2 separate regions of the Homo sapiens genome follow, and region 2 is linked to region 1. The links are chromatin loops, found by intact Hi-C in ENCODE. Cell type or tissue: heart left ventricle. All regions are shown on one strand. Links, peaks and the distances in the headings refer to the core of each region. The heading gives the core; the rest is flanking DNA.

Region 1 (8,336 bases), core at 149-8,148:
GGAGACAAAACATCCAAACATAGAGGTTTGGCCTGAGCAACTTGGAACATTCCCTCCAAAATAGAAAACACATTGTATCTTGCACTTCCCATCTCTAAGAATAAACAATTCCTGGCACTTTTTTGGGCTCTGGAGATGACAAGTTCCATCGTTGTGAATGCTACTCTGACCCAGAGGGACACAGGAGGATGCCAGCTGTGAGTGGACCCAGAGCAGGAAAGAAATCTGCAACCTGTCTAGGCTGTGAGCAAGCAGCCCAGCTGCTTGGATCATAGGAGCTGTCAGACCTGTGGTATTACAGGTATCTGTGGAAGACAGATATCATGTGGGATTTGTGGCAAGGTTCAATAGGAGCGAGTCCAAGCCATCTGCAGCAGAGAATTATATGCCCTTTGAAAAGCACCTCCTGATACTGGGCTTCATTCGAGATGAAGAGCTTAATCATGCACCATCAGGTGATCATGCAGCCAGAACTGCCTGTCATGAGCTGTGTTCTTGTAGATCCACCATGTCTACATGGTCCATAAGCTTGGGTGGGCCCAGCAGTAACTCATCAAAGATGGAAGTGGTCCATCTGGGATGCACATGAGCAGTGTTGGGGGTGCAGTGAGGCTGCACTAGTAGGTGGCTCATACCTCCAGGCCATCTACCACTGTGCACCTGTGCTTCTCTTTCATTTCATACCTGTGACCACGTGGGGGTCCCTTATGATAAGGTGATGGAGAAGGAAAATGTATGAGTTTGGCGCAGGGAGAAGTAGACTTGGTATATGGGTATAAAGTAAAAATGGACTTTTGTTGCACTGTATCCTAACTCAGGGATGACCCTGAAAGACAGCAGCAATGAAGGGAAATCCTCCTTATGGGCAGAGCTTTGGGGGTACAGTTGGTCATCCACCTTATATGGAAAGAAAAGTGACCTGAGGGATTTTGGGGCAGTGGGAAATGGCTTGATTAGTTGATTTGGGGACTGGAAGAAAACATCTGAAATGTCAGGGCTACGGAGGCCTGTGGACAAGGCATATGAATAGGCCTACAGGAGTCGGCAGGGAGTGAGAGGATCTTTATATTGCATGTCAGCGTCCACCAGAGAGTACCCACTGTGGAAGAAACACTAGACAGCCAAGGATATAGACTGGCTCTGTCAGTTGACATCAGCAGCCTCTGCCATCAGTCAGAATGAGTGCCTGCCTGGAGCTGCTGTGGCAGGAATGGGAGCTGTGGATAGCATGGCAGCATGAGTGCCAACTGACCAGGGCCAATCTAGCTCTGCCACTTCCCAGTGTGCAGCCAACCAGCAAGGGAGACCAATGCCAAGCCTGTGATATGGCCTGCCCCTGGCTGAGCACACGAGTTACCTGGTGGAAGGATGATTAACTGGATTCTTTCCACCCTGGAAAGAGCAGTGATTCGTCTGGTCTGGAGTCTACACATATTCTGGGTTTGGTTTGCTGTTTTTGCCTGCAGAGCCTCAGTCAGCACCACAAAACTTAGAAAGCATTTGATATCCTCCTTCAGGATCCTGTGTGACAGAGCATGGAACCAAAGGACTCACCTCGCAGCAAAGGAGGCACCACAGTGAACACAGGCCAATGGGATATACCAGTTCTGGCGCATCTCCGTGGTAGAGCATTGGAAAGTGCGGCTGAAGCACCATCTGGAGAGGATGCTCTGAGAGGGTGGGAGGCCATCCTCCACAACACAATACTCACCCCAAACCAATGGTCAATATGTGTTGCTGTGTCTCAGTCAGTAGAAATCATGGGTCCAGGAACCAAGGCACAGAAATAGGAGTGGCATTGCTCATCGTCACACTTAGTGGCCCACCAGGGGAATCTGTGCTGCCTGAATGCTCGGCACAGTGGGTCTAAAGGTCCTGGTGCCCAGAGGAGGAATGCTTCCTCCAGGGGACATGGCAAGATTCCCTTTTCATGTTCAGTGACAGGTGCTGCCAACCACCACCAGCTCCTACGTCTAGAGACTGGTGGGAAGGAGGGGAGTCTCCATCCTGCACAGGTCATCAAACCTGTGCTGTCACACACTGGGACAGGGAGGATGTCTTTAGCATCCAGGTGACCTACTGGGTCATTTCCTGGTGCCTCCCTGCCCAATTCTGATGACAAATGGACAAGGGAAGGAGCCACAGCTTGAGAAGGGCATGACAACTCTCTGGGGCGTGAGTCTGCGCCACCCACCAGGTGAGCCCCTAGAGAAGCAGAGGCACTAGCCAAGGTGGAAGAGAACCTGGAATGGGTGGCAGAGGAGGGAATTGGTGAGTACCCATGGTCCTGAGCCCAGCTGCAGCACAGGTACTGTGATCACCCCTTTAACCTTCTTCCTCTTGTAAGCTTTCCCAGGAAAAGAGACCAGGGAGCATCCTGGGGGAGCTGTTCCCAGGTAGGACCGGATTATACAAAACAAGTGGATGCAGCTGTGGAGAGGGAAGCCTGTAGAGGACACTGTGGAGCTGCCCAGCTCTACCCTTCAGGGTTGAGGCCCCCATTTCCCAGCTTTCAGGGGTGGTGCCTGCTGATGGCTCCTGGCTGAAACCCTCCCCAGGAATTGCCCTTTGCAGCCTAAAGGAGCTGCCCAGCCCGTGGCCATGCCTGCTCTTCCCCAGGGCCGCTGCATCTCCCAGCTGGGACCACACGGCTGTACAAAAAAGTCTGGGCTCCCTAGTCTCAATTTGGGACAACACTGAGGGACCATCCCAACTCCAGAGCTACCTGTGGGAACAGCCACAGCCCCCGTTGTAATCGCATTCCAGTCAACTTCCCCCTCTGTCCAGCAGCCTCTCTCACCCCTTCCGGGTGGTGACGTTCCTAGGTTCTGGCCTCATAAACCCGCCACACTCATTTTGCCACCCCTGAGCCTGGTTCTGGGGTGCTGCACATGAGATGGCAGGACCCAGGCACCTAGAGTGGCCATGTGTCCCAACATGACAACTGCTTACTTCCTTATTCCCTTTCCACCTTTCTGAAAAATATCATTCTTCTTCTGGTATTTCTCTAACATCTCTCTCACACTTCCTGATTCCCCTTGTTCACAGGAAAAGCAGCTGGCAGGTTCATAAGAAATTCATAAGCCCATGTTTCTTTTATTTATTTTTATGGTTAACTTCTATTTATAACAAGGAATGCTGGTTTTCCATTTATACTTGAGATTTAAAGATTCTGTTTAAAATAAATTTAAGTAAAACGGAGTGAGTGGGTTTTTTAAAAAACAGCTAAGTAAATGATAACGATGGCAGGCATGGTGAAGGTGGTTCACTGAAGGATGGCGACTTGGGCAATGCCTACACCAGCAATTTCTCCTGCCTGGGAGCCCCTCTGACTCAGGTGAATAAGCGTCCTGCAAAAACCAGCCCCAAGACTCCATTCTTTGCAAAGGTCCTGGCCCCTGCGTTTCAGAGATAGTCATGTCTTCCTGTAAGATACGTCCCACTGTGTGGAACAATCTTTCTCCACGTCTCATCTGCATCAGGCCAGCAAGGGCCTTGAGCGCTAAGTCTTTCTTACTCCCTGTTGTTGCTCCAGGACCCAGTGTGGGCTGAGACACAGGGAGGTTTGGGGGCAGGATTTTAAAGTGGTCCCCAGAATTCTGCTCCTGGTGCATTTGCCCATAGCAATTCCATCCTGAGTTGGGGTGGGGCCTTTGAATATGACGCATGTCACTCCTGGGATTCACTTGTGTTATATGGCAGAGGTCATGCGATTTTGTGTGTATCTAATTGAAGGCCCCAAACCGCTGATTTTGATGGAATGAAAAGGGAGATTATCCTGGGTGGGCCTGCCTTAATCCGGTGACAGCCCTTGAATGGTGGCCTGGGCCCTTTATGAAGAGAGGGCTCCCATGCTGGCCATGTCCTGACGAAGGGTCCTGTCATAGGCCTCTAGGAGCTGGAGCCATCCCTGATGACAGCCCAGAGGAAAGTGGGGCCCTCATACTACAGCTGCTAGGGGCTTGGGAGAGGGAGGACTTGGGCTCCGGAAAGGTCTGCAGCCTGGAGAATATCTGGATGGCAGCCATGTGGGAACCTGACTGGAGAGCCCAGCCAAGCTGTGACCAGACTCCGGGCTCGTGGAAGTTGTGAGATAACACATGTGTGCTGTTTTAAGCTGCTAAACTTGTGGACGTGTATTATGCAGCGTTAGGAAACTGGCACGGCAGCCTGCAGACATTGGCCGAGCGAGTATGAAAGCCTGCAGGGCACCCCGCCCACTGGCTCCTGAGATTTACAGGCGCTTTCCACCTGGGGAGATGAGGCTGCCAGTGCAGGGAAGGGTTGGCAGCTGCTGCAGCCCTCGAGTTGCCCCTTACCTCACATGGTGCAGACAATGAACAGACCGGGGACTGCCCAAGGTCACTTAGAGTGGAGCACGTCTGGGAACCCCTCTGAGCCTGGCCTCCTCAGCCATGCTTTTGGTGCCAGCCAGCGCAGTGCCCACTCCATGACCTGGAAGGCATCACAATCTCCTCTTTCTTTGGTGACTTCAGCTATCAGTGGATCTCCCCACCCTGCCGCCTCCCCATGGGGTCTGAGTGGCAGGTGGAATGTACCCTCCCTCTTCTCACCCACCCTCTGGCTCTGGGACATAGCAGCTCTCCCCTCTGCCCCAGGCAGCCCTTCATCCTGGAGCTCTGCCTTGGGCACTCTGATGGCCTGGCCCCTTGCCCCAGTCTCCTCTACCCTACCCTCCACCCTGCTACTCCACCCTTCGCTAGCTGTTTTGTCTGCCTGCATGGCTTCCTGCCTTCTTTTTGAAACAGCTCTCTCCTTTCTGTGGAAGAAGGCTTCCCCCAAACCACACATGAGGCTCAGTGGAGCTGCCTGTCTGAGAGGCTGCCTAAGTGCCATGCCAGGGGGTTGGTGTATGCCAGTCCTAACACTTCCCCCAGCCACAGTGAATCCCAGGAGAAATCCTAAGTTGGGTTAGTCATTGTTCCACAGGATTCTTCTAAGCAGACTTGGTGGTGACAGCCCCGCTCTTCAGTTTGCTGAGGTGGAATGTCAGGTGGCCAGACCGGGCTGGTGCTGCCAAGGTCCCTGTAACACAGAGACACCTGTGTCTAACTGAAGGGAACTGAGGCAGCAGAGGAGAGGATAAAGAGGTGGAGAAGCAGGAAGAAGAGAAGGAGGAGGAGGAGGGAGGGGAAAGAGAAACAGGAAGAGGAGGAGAAACAGGAAAAAAAAAGGGGAAGGAAGAGGAGGAGGAGAGATGAAGATGAGAGAAGAGGGAAGGTGTTTTAGTTACAAATTATCCCCAAACTTATTATGGCTCAAAACAATACACAGGTTCTATCTCACAGCTTCTGTAGGTCAGTGGTTCAGCTGTGGTTGAGCTCAGGGTCTTTCTCAAGGCTGCAGTCAAGGTGCAGGCTGAAATCTCCCTTATCTTGCACCGGCTTCAAAGCCCTCGAGGCTATGGGCAGGGTTCAGTTCTGGACTCTTGGGCTGACAGCTCCATTTCTTGCTAAGTTCTGAGCTCAGGATTCTCTGCTTATTCTGGGCCTTCTCTTTCAGAACGTCTCCATCCACTTCCCAATCCGGCATCTCCACTCAGACCTCAGGCTGGCATTCCCCAGTGGCTCTGGGATACCAAGCTTGCTTCCAGGGATCTTCTGCTTCTCCTTCTGCACCTGCTCCCCTACTGTGATGGTGCCATGGAGCTGAAGGTTCATGGCTGGCTCCTCCCTCTTTTCCCCTCATCCCCAGCCGGCTGCCAGTCCTGTGAAGCTCATCTCTTGGAGCCCCCTCTGCCTGCTCTGCACACGGACACTTTCTCATCCAGGTCTTGATGCTCTCTTGCTGCTGGTCGCTATGCCAGGCCCACTGCCTTCAGGCTCCTTCCTCAAGGCTACAGGGCAATCTTCCTTATGACAGACGTGCCCCTGCCACCCTCCTGCTTGTGGGACCTCACCTGTCTCCTTTCCGTGGCATGATGCCTGTGTCAGACACCAACACATGGTCCCTGCCCCTCCTTCACACCTCTCTTCCAGGCCCCTGCGTGTCTTCTCATTTCCTGCCCACATACTCCTTCCTCCCAAGGACAGGCCTCCTCAGCCGTTCTCTCAGCCTGACATGTCATCCCCCAGACCCACCCTTGATTTTCTCCACCTGCAAGAGTCCCAGGATCAAGTTTGTCTCCCTCAGGAGCCCTCTCAGAAGCCCCCCTGCCTCCACAGCCCTTTCCTTCCCCTTAGGAATGGGACTTGCTCCAGACAGCCCTGTGCAGAGCTGTCCTGCAGGTGGCTGTCTTCTGCCCCAGGCTCATGGGGGGACAGTGGCTGATGAGAGTCTGTCCCATGGAAGGTGTCTGGAGAGTTAGGGAATTTGCTCCAGGACCATGGGAGGGGAGGAAGGGGACCATGACACATGGGGGTGATGCCCTCGATGGCATGAAGCCCCTCCACTGCCTTCTTTCCTCTGGCCTCCCTTCTGAGCCCCGATCATGAGTCAGGAGGGTAGAAAAGTTCACAGCCGGAAACTCTCAGCTCTGAGCAGTTGTCAGTTTCCTATGATTCTAGCAGGATTTGCTACTCCTCCATGATTTACTCAGACATCATGGACGATAGAAGCCAAAGCTAAACTGAACAAGCGAGAATGAAGGATTAATTGGCTGAGATAACGAAACTGCCTAGAGGAAGGGATGAGCTAGCCTTCTGGAAAACTCAAAGTAGGGACTTCCACATTGTCAGCCTCCCTCCCTGCCCTCCCTCCCCTTCCCTCCCTTCCCTTCCTTCCTTCCCTTCCTCCCTCCCGCCCCCTTCCCTCCTCCTCCTTCCTCCCTCCCACCCCCTTCCCTCCTCCTCCTTCCTCCCTCCCGCCCCCTTCCCTCCTCCTCCTTCCTCCCTCCCGCCCCCTTCCCTCCTCCTCCTTCCTTCCTCCCTCCTCCTCCTTCTTCCTCCCTCCTCCTCCTTCTTCCTCCCTCCCTTCCTCCTCTTCCCTCTCTCCCTCCCTTCCTTCTTTTCTTCTCCCCTTTCTCCCTCTTCAGAATGAAAACAGCTTTGGTGTTAATGGACAATGTAATTACTGCTTGGCTACTGTAAAGTGAGAGTGATGTGTAAGGTAGGCCTATCAACATTCTGACAGCCATGCGGACCCACAGGCAGCGAATGTTTGCTCTAGGGGCCGGACAGTCAATATTACAGGCTCTGTGGGCCATATGGTTTTAACTCTGCCTGTGAATGCAACCATAGACAAAATGTCAATGCATGGGCATGGCTGTGTGCCAATAAAACTTTATATACAAAAATGATGGGCTGGGTGCGGTGGCTCACGCCTGTAATCCCACCACTTTGGGAAGCCGAGGTGGGTGGATCACGAGGTTAGGAGTTCAAGACCAGCCTGGCCAAGATGGTGAAACCCCGTCTCTACTAAAAATACAAAAAATTAGCCAGGCATGGTGGCGGGCGCCTGTAATCCCAGCTACTCGGTAGGCTGAGGCAGACAGTTGCTTGAACCCGGGAGGTAGAGGTTGCAGTGAGCCAAGATCGCACCACTGTACTCCAGCCTTGGTGACAGACCAAGACTCTGTCCGCCCCCCTGCCCCCCACCCAACCAAAAAAAAAAGATGATGGCCTGGATTTGGCCTGTGGGCTGTAGTTTGCCAACTACTGCCATAAACATTTTCTTCTGGCCTCAGGCATCAGCATCATTCTCTCCTATGACAGAATAGTGGAGGGGGTGAATGTATGGAGGTCATGAGTCCAGCATCTCTGGGCCCTCTCCACCATGGTTTATGACCAAGGAGGAAAGGCATGACTCCCTGCCAGCCCAGCCTGGGGATGCCAGAGGTGGACTGATTGACCTGGCATGAGGCAGGTGCTCAAGTCTGGATCAATTGTGGAGGGAAGTGTGTGGCTCTTGGTGGTGGAGGGATGTGCTATTTGATGAAGGGTGAGCTGTTTGGGACATGCAAAATGATGAATGTCCAGTACATTTTATATCCCTTGAGCAGAGCTCAGCTTTTATGAAACCAGTCTTACTAATTACTATGGCATGATTTCTTAAAAAGTAGATTGTTTTCACTTACTCTGTCCCATCATTTATTGTTTACACAGAAGTTCAGTGCATTTCCTGACTCCTTCCCACCTCTGTGAATGCGCTCCAGGCTATAGAGTATCTCCCAACAGATATTCTTCAGTCCAGAGGACTCACAGTATTGGCCTCCTGGGATTTACTTGGTTTCTTGCTGACATTTCCCCTGTCCCCATGGCCCTTTTCCACACCCCACCTCCTACCTCCAGTAGGTCAGACTCTGGGAGGCACTGGCAGACTCACATCCAGCTGGATACCATCATAGCTAAAGCAGTGCTGTGATCTTTGTGCTTCTG
Region 2 (8,336 bases), core at 160-8,159, 54 kb before region 1:
AACACCCCTGTGGTATTAGGGAAAGTCATTCCAAGAGGCTGGGGCTGCCCTGGAGACCTGGAGTCCTAGGGCTTCTTAGGCTCCAAACCTTTCCTGGGCCTCTACATATCTAAGGAGAAATGACCAGACCCAGGCTCCAGAGCCCAGCCCTGCAGCACCTGCAGCGCAGGTTAAGAGGGGGACAATGACACATCAGGGCTGCTGCAGGGATGGTCAGGGAGCAAGCGGAGCTGGGCAGTACAGGAAGGAGCGTCTTGCCTATTGCATCACAGATGTTGTCTTTTCAGTGGCCAAAGCCCTCGTCTGTCTATTGTTTTATGTTAGTTTTCCCCTCGATGTTTTATAATGGAAATGTTCAAGTGGTACAGCAAATATCTATATGCCATCATTTAAAGAAATGCTTTGACATGTTCACATTTTAAAGAACTTATCCGAGCAGATAGCGATTCATGAATCTGGTAGCTCCCCACAAGAGGCAGTTTGGGGCTCTGCAAGGGAGCACAAGGGGAGGCTTCCACAGGGTGAAGGCAGAAGTGGAATAAATATTACAGATGCTTTGGTTGCTTAGCGTTTCGGCCCTTGCATGATTTGGGACATCCTAGTGGAAAGTTCGAGACCATGCAACTGATGTCCAGTTGGCCATCAGTGGTTGGCTGGACTTAAGCTTCGGTTTCTTTTAAATTAGCTGCTTACAGTAAATGAGTCTGAGTTAGATTTCAATTTGCTCTTGTAGGAAATCAGGGCGTTAGAGCCACCTTAGTTTAATGGCTGCCTCCCTAGATTCTACCACAGACATTTTATTACCCCTTTCTCATCTCAGCTCCGCCTCACTAGCCTCTTCTACCCTGCAAGCCTCCTCTCCCCTGCAAACCAACACATTTTTAAATGCACTTCAAAGCAAATTGAACCTTGACTTTTTATTCATTTTATGTATTTTCATTTTACTTTTTTCTTAAATCAGAGGAGTAAAACATACTCATTTTTGTAGAAATGTGCAAACAAACCTTTTCCAAAGCTTTTAAAATCCAGCCTCCTTTAGTAACAAATAATCAGCATTGAATGTCTAGCCATTGTCACCTGTGTCTGTGTACACGCAGGGAGGTGCACATATAGGAGAGATCCATCCACACATCTATGGGCACCCCATCCATTTGTCCATCCTATTGTCAGCCGTTTATTAGCATAGATGATAATTTGCATTTTGTTTTACTCACTTAAACATACAACACAAACATCCTTCCCAGTTGAAGTATACTCATTAAACTCATCCTTTTAATGGCTACATGTAGTCTGGGGATCCCTAATCTAAAAATCTGAAATCTGAAATGCTCCAAAACCTGAAACTTTTTGAGCACCGACACAACACCACAAGTGAAAAATTTCACACATAAGTACTTAACACCAACTTTGTTTCATGCAAAAAATTATTTAAAATATTGATATAGTTACCTTTAGGCTATGCGTATAAGGCATACATGAGGCATAAATACTGTGTTTAGACTAGAGTCCCACTCCCAGGATATCTCATTATGTACATACAGATATTCCAAAATCCAAAAAGAATCTGAAATCTAAAACACTTCTTTCTCCAAAACTTTCAGATAATGGATACTCATCCTGTAGTAGTTCTTGATGATTTACTGACCCTTTGTGAGGCATATTTTAAGCTTTTTCTGTTTTTACTTCAATATTGTTTCAGCGATATTGCGATAAATGTTTTTGAAAACGCGTTCTTAAGGGCCTAAGGTGCTTTTTTGTTTGTGGATAAATTCCCAAACTTGGGCTTGCTGAGTCAAAGGGCATATACACTTGTTTGTTTCCTGTATTGTATTTTTTCAGTACCTTTTAAATTATCTAATAAGTACGTCCTTTTTTCACTACTTAATTGATGTATAATTAACATATAATGAACCTATTTGAAGTGTATCATTTAGTCAGTTTTGACACATGCATACCCCCCCGAAATTCTCACCGCCACCTGGGCAACATATATTGCTGTCGCCCTCAAGTTTTCCTGGTGCCCCTTTGCTCCCCAGTCCCCTCTGCATTCCCATATCCAGACAAACATGGATTTACTTGCTGCCAACACTATAGATTAGCTTGTAGCTTCTAGAATTTGCTATAAAAGAAATGATACCCTTTTTTTATCTGTTTTCTTTTGCCCAGCATAATGATTGTGGGATTCACCCATATTGTTGAGTGTACCAATAGTTCATTTATTTTGTTTGCTGAGTAGCCTTCCATTGCACAGATGGACCACAATTTGTTATCCATGCACCTGTCGATAGCCCTTCAGGTTGCTTCCAGTGATGAATATTACAAAGAAAGCTGACATGAGCCAGGTGTGGTGGCTCTCGGCTGTAATCCCAGCACTTTGGGAGGCTGAGGTGGGCAGATCACCTGAGTTCAGGAGTTCGAGACCAGCCTGACAGACAAGGTGAAACCCAGTCTCTACTAAGAATACAAAAATTAGCTAGGCATGGTGGCGGATGCCTGTAATCCCAGCTACTTGGGAGGCTGAGGCAGGAGAATTGCTTGAACCCAGGAGGCAGAGGTTGCAGTGAGCCAACATTGTGCTACTGCACTCCAGCCTGGACTACAGAGCGCGACTGTTAAAAAAAAAAAAAAAAGAAAGCTGATATGGATATTTGAGTGCAAGTCTTCGTGTGGATGTGTGTCTTTCTTTTTGCTGGAGTAATATAATACCTAGGATAGGAATGTATATTTAACATTTTAAGAAATGACTCAACTGTTTTCCAAAATTTAAATTTCTACCAGCAGCAAGAGACTACCAGTTCCTCCACATTAGTGGCAACAATTGGTAAGGAGAGACAGTTAAATTTTAGCCATTCAAATAGGTATGTTGTGGCATCTCATTGTGATTTTAATTTGTATTTGCTTAACAATTAATGGCGTTGAGCATCTTATTATGTATTCATTGGCCACTTGTATGTCTTCTATGGTGAAATCGATGTTCAAATCTTTTGCTCATTTGTTGGGGAAGGGAGGCAGTTGTTTGTCTTATTATTGATAAAGTAAAAGTTATTTTTATGTTCTGGATGTAAGACTTTTGCCTGATATATGTGTTGCAAATATTTTCTTCTAGTCCATGCCTTGTCTTTTCATGTTGTCAACTGTGTCTTTTGAAGATTGAAAGTTTTTCTTTGATGAGTCCAAATTTATCATTTTTTCCCTTTACGATTCATGCTTTTAGTGACACAGCTAAGAAATCTTTGCTGATCTCAAGGCCACAAAACCTTTCCTTTAGTATTTTGTTCTAGAATTTCTACAGTATTAGGTTTCACGTGAGTCTATGATGTATTTTCAGTTAATTAGATATCCAGTTGAGCCCACGCTAGTTGTTGAAAAGACTTTCCTTGTTCTAGCGAATTGTATTGGCATCTTGATAAAAAAGCAATTGATCGCATCTGTGTGGGCCTATTTCTACACAGTCTATTCCACTGCGTTCATCTATTTGTCTGTTTTCTACCCACATCACACTCTCTTGTTTACTACAGTTTATAATATGTCTTGAAATTATGTAATCTGAGTCTACCAACTTTGTTATTGTTTATCAAAATTATTTTGGCTATTCTAGTTCCTTTGATTATCCATATACATTTTTGATTCAAATCATTGACTTTACAATCAGATTATTGATTGGGATTGAATTGAATGCATAGATGAGTTTGCAGACAATTTACCTCTTAACAATACTGAGTCTTCCAACCCATGAATACGTTATATCTCTTTACTTATTTAGGCCTTCTTTGATTTATTTATCAGTGTTGTGTGGTTTCACTATATAGATCATGCAAATATTTTGCTAGGTTTATACCCATGTATTTTGTGGGGTTTTTTTTTTTTGGTGCTATTGTAAATGGCACTTTTTTCTTTAAATTTTAATGTCCAGTTATTCATTATGTTTTGATCATATATTTTACAACTTGCTAAACTCCTTCATTTATTCTAGTATACATTTGGAAGATTCCTTGGAATTTTCTAAAGGGGTGTTCATGTTGCATTTCTTGATTGACAACTTAAGGATGCTATTTTTTTTTCTTCTTTTTTTGAGACAGAGTCTCGCTCTGTTGCCCAGGCTCGAGTGCAGTGGCGTGATCTCGGCTCACTGCAAGCTCCGCCTCCCGGGTTCACGCCATTCTCCTGCCTCAGCCTCCGGAGTAGCTGGGACTACGGGTGCCTGCCACGAGGATGCTATTTTTTACTCTTGCCTTATTGCTCTTGCTAGGGTCTCCAGTGCCTTGTTCGTGATCTTAGGGGGAAAACATCCAGTTTACCATTAAATATAAAGTTAGCTGTAGATTTTTTTTTGGTAGATGCCCTTTATCAGTTGAAAATTCTTTTCTATTCCTAGTAATTTGAGAATTTTTTAAAAATCGTGAATGAGTTTTGAATATCGTCAGATGCATCTACTAACATGATGTTTTTTCTTCTTTAGTTTGTTAACATAGTTAATCATATTGACTGGTTTTCTAATCTCGAACCAGCCACTCATTTATGGGTTAAATCTCACTTGTTCATGATGTATTAGCCTTTGAATATGTTCCTGGATTTAATGTACTGGTATTCTGTTGAGGGCTTTTGCATGGTTATAAGGAATATCGCTCTCAAGTTTTCTTTTCTTTTGGTTTTGGTATCTAGGTAACGTCTACCTCATAAAAGTGTTGGAAAGTAATTTTTTCTCTTCCTATTCCTCCCCCTTTCTATTTGCTGGGAAAAGTTTGTATGGAATTGATATTATTTCAAGTACTTGAGGGGCTGAGAAGTATTGCGCTAAGCATGAAAGGAGGGCTGGTTGGGCTTATACCTTATTCCTACTTTTCGACTGAGCATTTCACAGTTTTGTGTCATCAGAGGAAAACGATAACTGAAGTATCAGAACATAGATTATTCCAGCTGTTAATGATCTATATTAGAAAGTATTCACAGCCTCAAAGATGACATCACTTGCCTGATGTCAGTGATTCCAGCAGGAGCTGGAATCATGAGGGTGCATTACCCACTGCTGCCTCCAGGGGGTGCTGTGTGTCAGGCAGCAGAGCCTAGGGCCTTTGAACCTGGATGAGTTCTGAGGTGTGTAATGGGTTCAGAATAGTGACCAAGTTCCCATCAGCCAGGGGCTCATCACCCACACAGTGGTTGGGTGGAAGGATAGAAGCCCCTTCTCTGCAGGATGGAAGCCCCTCGGAAGCACATGGCTGTCCTGCCCTTCCCTGCGCGACACCTTTTCTGTGCAGTGAGGACAGAAGTTCAAGTTTTCAGACAGAGTACATTTCAGCCAGAGATATCCTAGAGACTGAACACAGGAGGGTGGGGCCTTAGGCTGTTTGGAAGGCTTGATTTGCACAAAGAAATGAGGAAGCAATTTGCATCTGGAGAGAATGCATGAATGACACTGTTTAACAGGAAGGTAAGACCACAAGGCTAGCGACCCAGGATCGGAGTCGGGTCCCTGCTGTCTGAATCTGCAGGGCATGTGCCGTGTTTATGGATGATGCCTTCATCACTCCCCACCCAGGCCATTTCTCCTAAGCCACTGCTCCTTCTGCTTTGGGGATGAGAAAGCTGGGGCTCAGGGAGAGCACAGAACTTGCTCAAGAGCACAGAGCTGAGGAGACATGGACCTGCTAAAGGGAGAGAGGATCCCACACACACTGCCCTGAGCTTTGGTTCCTGTTTGTGTCGTAATCCCAGGCACGGACTTGTGGCAGGAGGTGGGGTGGGGAGAGAGGCTCCAGCAGGGACTAGGACCCCTGTGGCTGTGGCAAGGCTGTGTCTCCAGTAACTGCAGGGCATTAGTCTAGAGGAGACGGAGGAGATGGACCCCGCACTGACAGATGCAGGGGTGAAGCCTGAACCCAACAGGCAGAGCAGCCCGGGCGCCCTTCAGGAATCCAGGCCATTAGGTGGGATGACACAGGGGGCTTGGGAGTCGTTAGTGGAACACAGCCTTGGGAATCTGACAGCAGGACATTGCAGGGTTTGGGAAGCAGGGTTCACCGGGGAGGCCTGAGAGCAGGGAGGGCTCAGGGCCCAGGGCTGGCTTAAAGTCCAGGGAGCGAGGCTGGGTCCACTCATCTGGATGTGGGCTCAACATGAGGACCAACTTCTGGGCAAGGCGGAGTATGCAGGGAGCAGGGGGTGCGAAGTGTGGCCAGGCAGCAGGAGGCAGCCTTCTCTCTCTCTTGCCTAAGGTATCTGATGTGGAACTGATTCAAGGAAGTGGGAATGTTGGTCCAGGGGCTCGGGGTGGTCTAAGGCAAGGAGGTCCCTAGCAGGCACTCACAGGAGTCATCTTCCTCCCTGAGTGTCCTCCTTCATCAGCACCCTAGGCACTTTCTAGAAGCTGAGCAGGGATGCTGAGGTAGGTATCTCAGTGGAGCACCACATCCACGAAGCCCTGTGCCGGGCGCTGCCCTGACAGTCCTGTGCTTTGGAAACCTGGGCTTGTGTGTCCTGAGCCTTGCTGCAGAGAGGACTTGGTCTACAGGGGCATCTGTTTCCCCACCGGTGGATCTGTCTCTGAGAAGAAAAGCCTGGATTCTGTCATCTGAGGACAGCCTAACAGTGAGGAATTGGAGGAGATGCTTTGACTCATAAAAGGGAAGAAGTAGCTGGGACAAAGGCAGAATGGCTTTGGAAAATACTTACCGCTTCTGTTTGTACCCTGTCATGAAGATTGTCTCGTTTAATCTTTTTTTTAAAATGATTTTCTTGAGATACAATTCACCCATTTAAAGTATATAATTCAATGATTTTTAGTATTCACAGAAATTTATGACCATTACCAAAATCAATAATATTAGAACATTTTCATCACCTCAAAATAAAACCCTGTAACCTTCAGCTCTTACCCACTATCCACACCCGCATCCCTGCCTCCCAGCTCTAAGAAACTACTCATCTACTTTCGATTTCTATAGATTTTCCTGTTCTGGAATTTTTCACGTGAATAGGATCGTATAATATGTGACTTTTTGTGACTGGCTTATTTCATTTAGCAAAATGTATTCAAGGTTCATCAATGTTGCAGGTTCATCCATGGCTCACTACAGTCTCCACCTCCTGGACTCAAGTTCACTCCTTTTTATGGTTGAATAATATTCCATTCTATGCATATGCCACATTTTGTTTATTCATTCATTAACTGATACAAATTTGTTTTTTTTCCACCTTTTGGCTATTATGAATAATTCTGCTATAAAAATGTCTGTATAAGTTTTTGTGTGAACATACATTTTCATTTCTCTTGGATACATGCCTAGGCATGGGATTGTTGGGTCATATGGTAACTCTATGTTTAACTTTTTGAGGAACTGCCAGTTTTCCAAAGAGACTGTATAATTTTGCACTCCCACCAGCAATGTGTGAGTTCTGATTTCTCCACAACCTTGAAAACAATTATTATCCAACTTTTTGATCATAGCCATCCCAGTGGGTGTGAAGGGGTATCTCATTACAGCATTGATCTGCACTGCCTGATGACTAATGAAGTTGGGCATCTTTTCATGTGCTTATTGGCCATTTGTGTATCTTCCTTGCAGAAATGTCTATTTAGATGATTTGCTTATTTTAAAAATTAGGTTATTTATCATTTTATTATTGAGTTGTAAGAGTTTTTTATATATGCTAGATTCAAGTCCCCTATCATATACGTAATTAGCAAGTATTCTCTCTCACTCTGTGGATTAATCTTTCACTTTCTTGAAGATGTCCTTTGAAGCACAAAATGTTTTCATTTTGATGAAGTCCAGTTTATCTAATTTTGCCTTCATTGCTCTTGATGTCATATCTAGGAATCTTTTTCCAAAGCCAGGCTCATAAAGACTTACCCCTATGTTTTCTTCTAAGAGTTTTAGCTCTTATTTTTAGGTCCTTGATCCATTTTGAGTTAAGTTTTGATTATGCTATGAGGTAAGGAAGCAAATTTATTCTTTTGCATATGGAAATGCAGTTGTACACCATGTTCTCATTTAATCATTACAATCCAGAGATATCATGAGCCTATTCTTTAAAATAAACATCTCCCTTTTACATCCCCGCTTTAAGGAGTCTTATGGGGAGATGTAAAATGGAGATGTTTATTTTAAATAATAGGTTCATGTGATTGTGGGAGCTGGAAAGTCTGAAATCTGTTGTGCAAGCCCCAGCAGACTGCAAATTCAGGCAAGAGTCGATGCTGTAGTCTTGAGACCAAATTTGACAGGGCAGGCAGCTGGCTGGTAACTCAGACAGGGTTTCTCTGTTGTAGTCTTGAGGCTGATTGCTTCTTCCTCAGGAAACTGCTCATCAGGCCTTGAACTGATTAGATGAGA

The links. Peaks named below come from ENCODE experiments on the same cell type or tissue, not always from the same donor. Only the 100,000 strongest peaks of a DNase experiment are listed, where the experiment ranks them.
Region 2: it touches region 1 in a loop (6-fold over the local background); 1 of 110 quality-filtered maps calls a loop at or near these places.

Annotation. Positions count from the first base shown.
Region 1 is chr10:47,283,464-47,291,799 of GRCh38, reverse strand. No RefSeq gene overlaps it. Among named protein-coding and RNA genes, the nearest start is that of GDF10, 13 kb to the left of the region's middle. In heart left ventricle, for the core only: no CTCF peak of the experiment used is centred there; a DNase peak (open chromatin) is centred at 4,081; H3K27ac peaks cover 226 bases.
Region 2 is chr10:47,337,458-47,345,793 of GRCh38, reverse strand. No RefSeq gene overlaps it. Among named protein-coding and RNA genes, the nearest start is that of RBP3, 6.7 kb to the left of the region's middle. RefSeq lists an enhancer at 2,602-3,264. In heart left ventricle, for the core only: a CTCF peak has its summit at 5,022 (motif pointing right); a DNase peak (open chromatin) is centred at 5,053.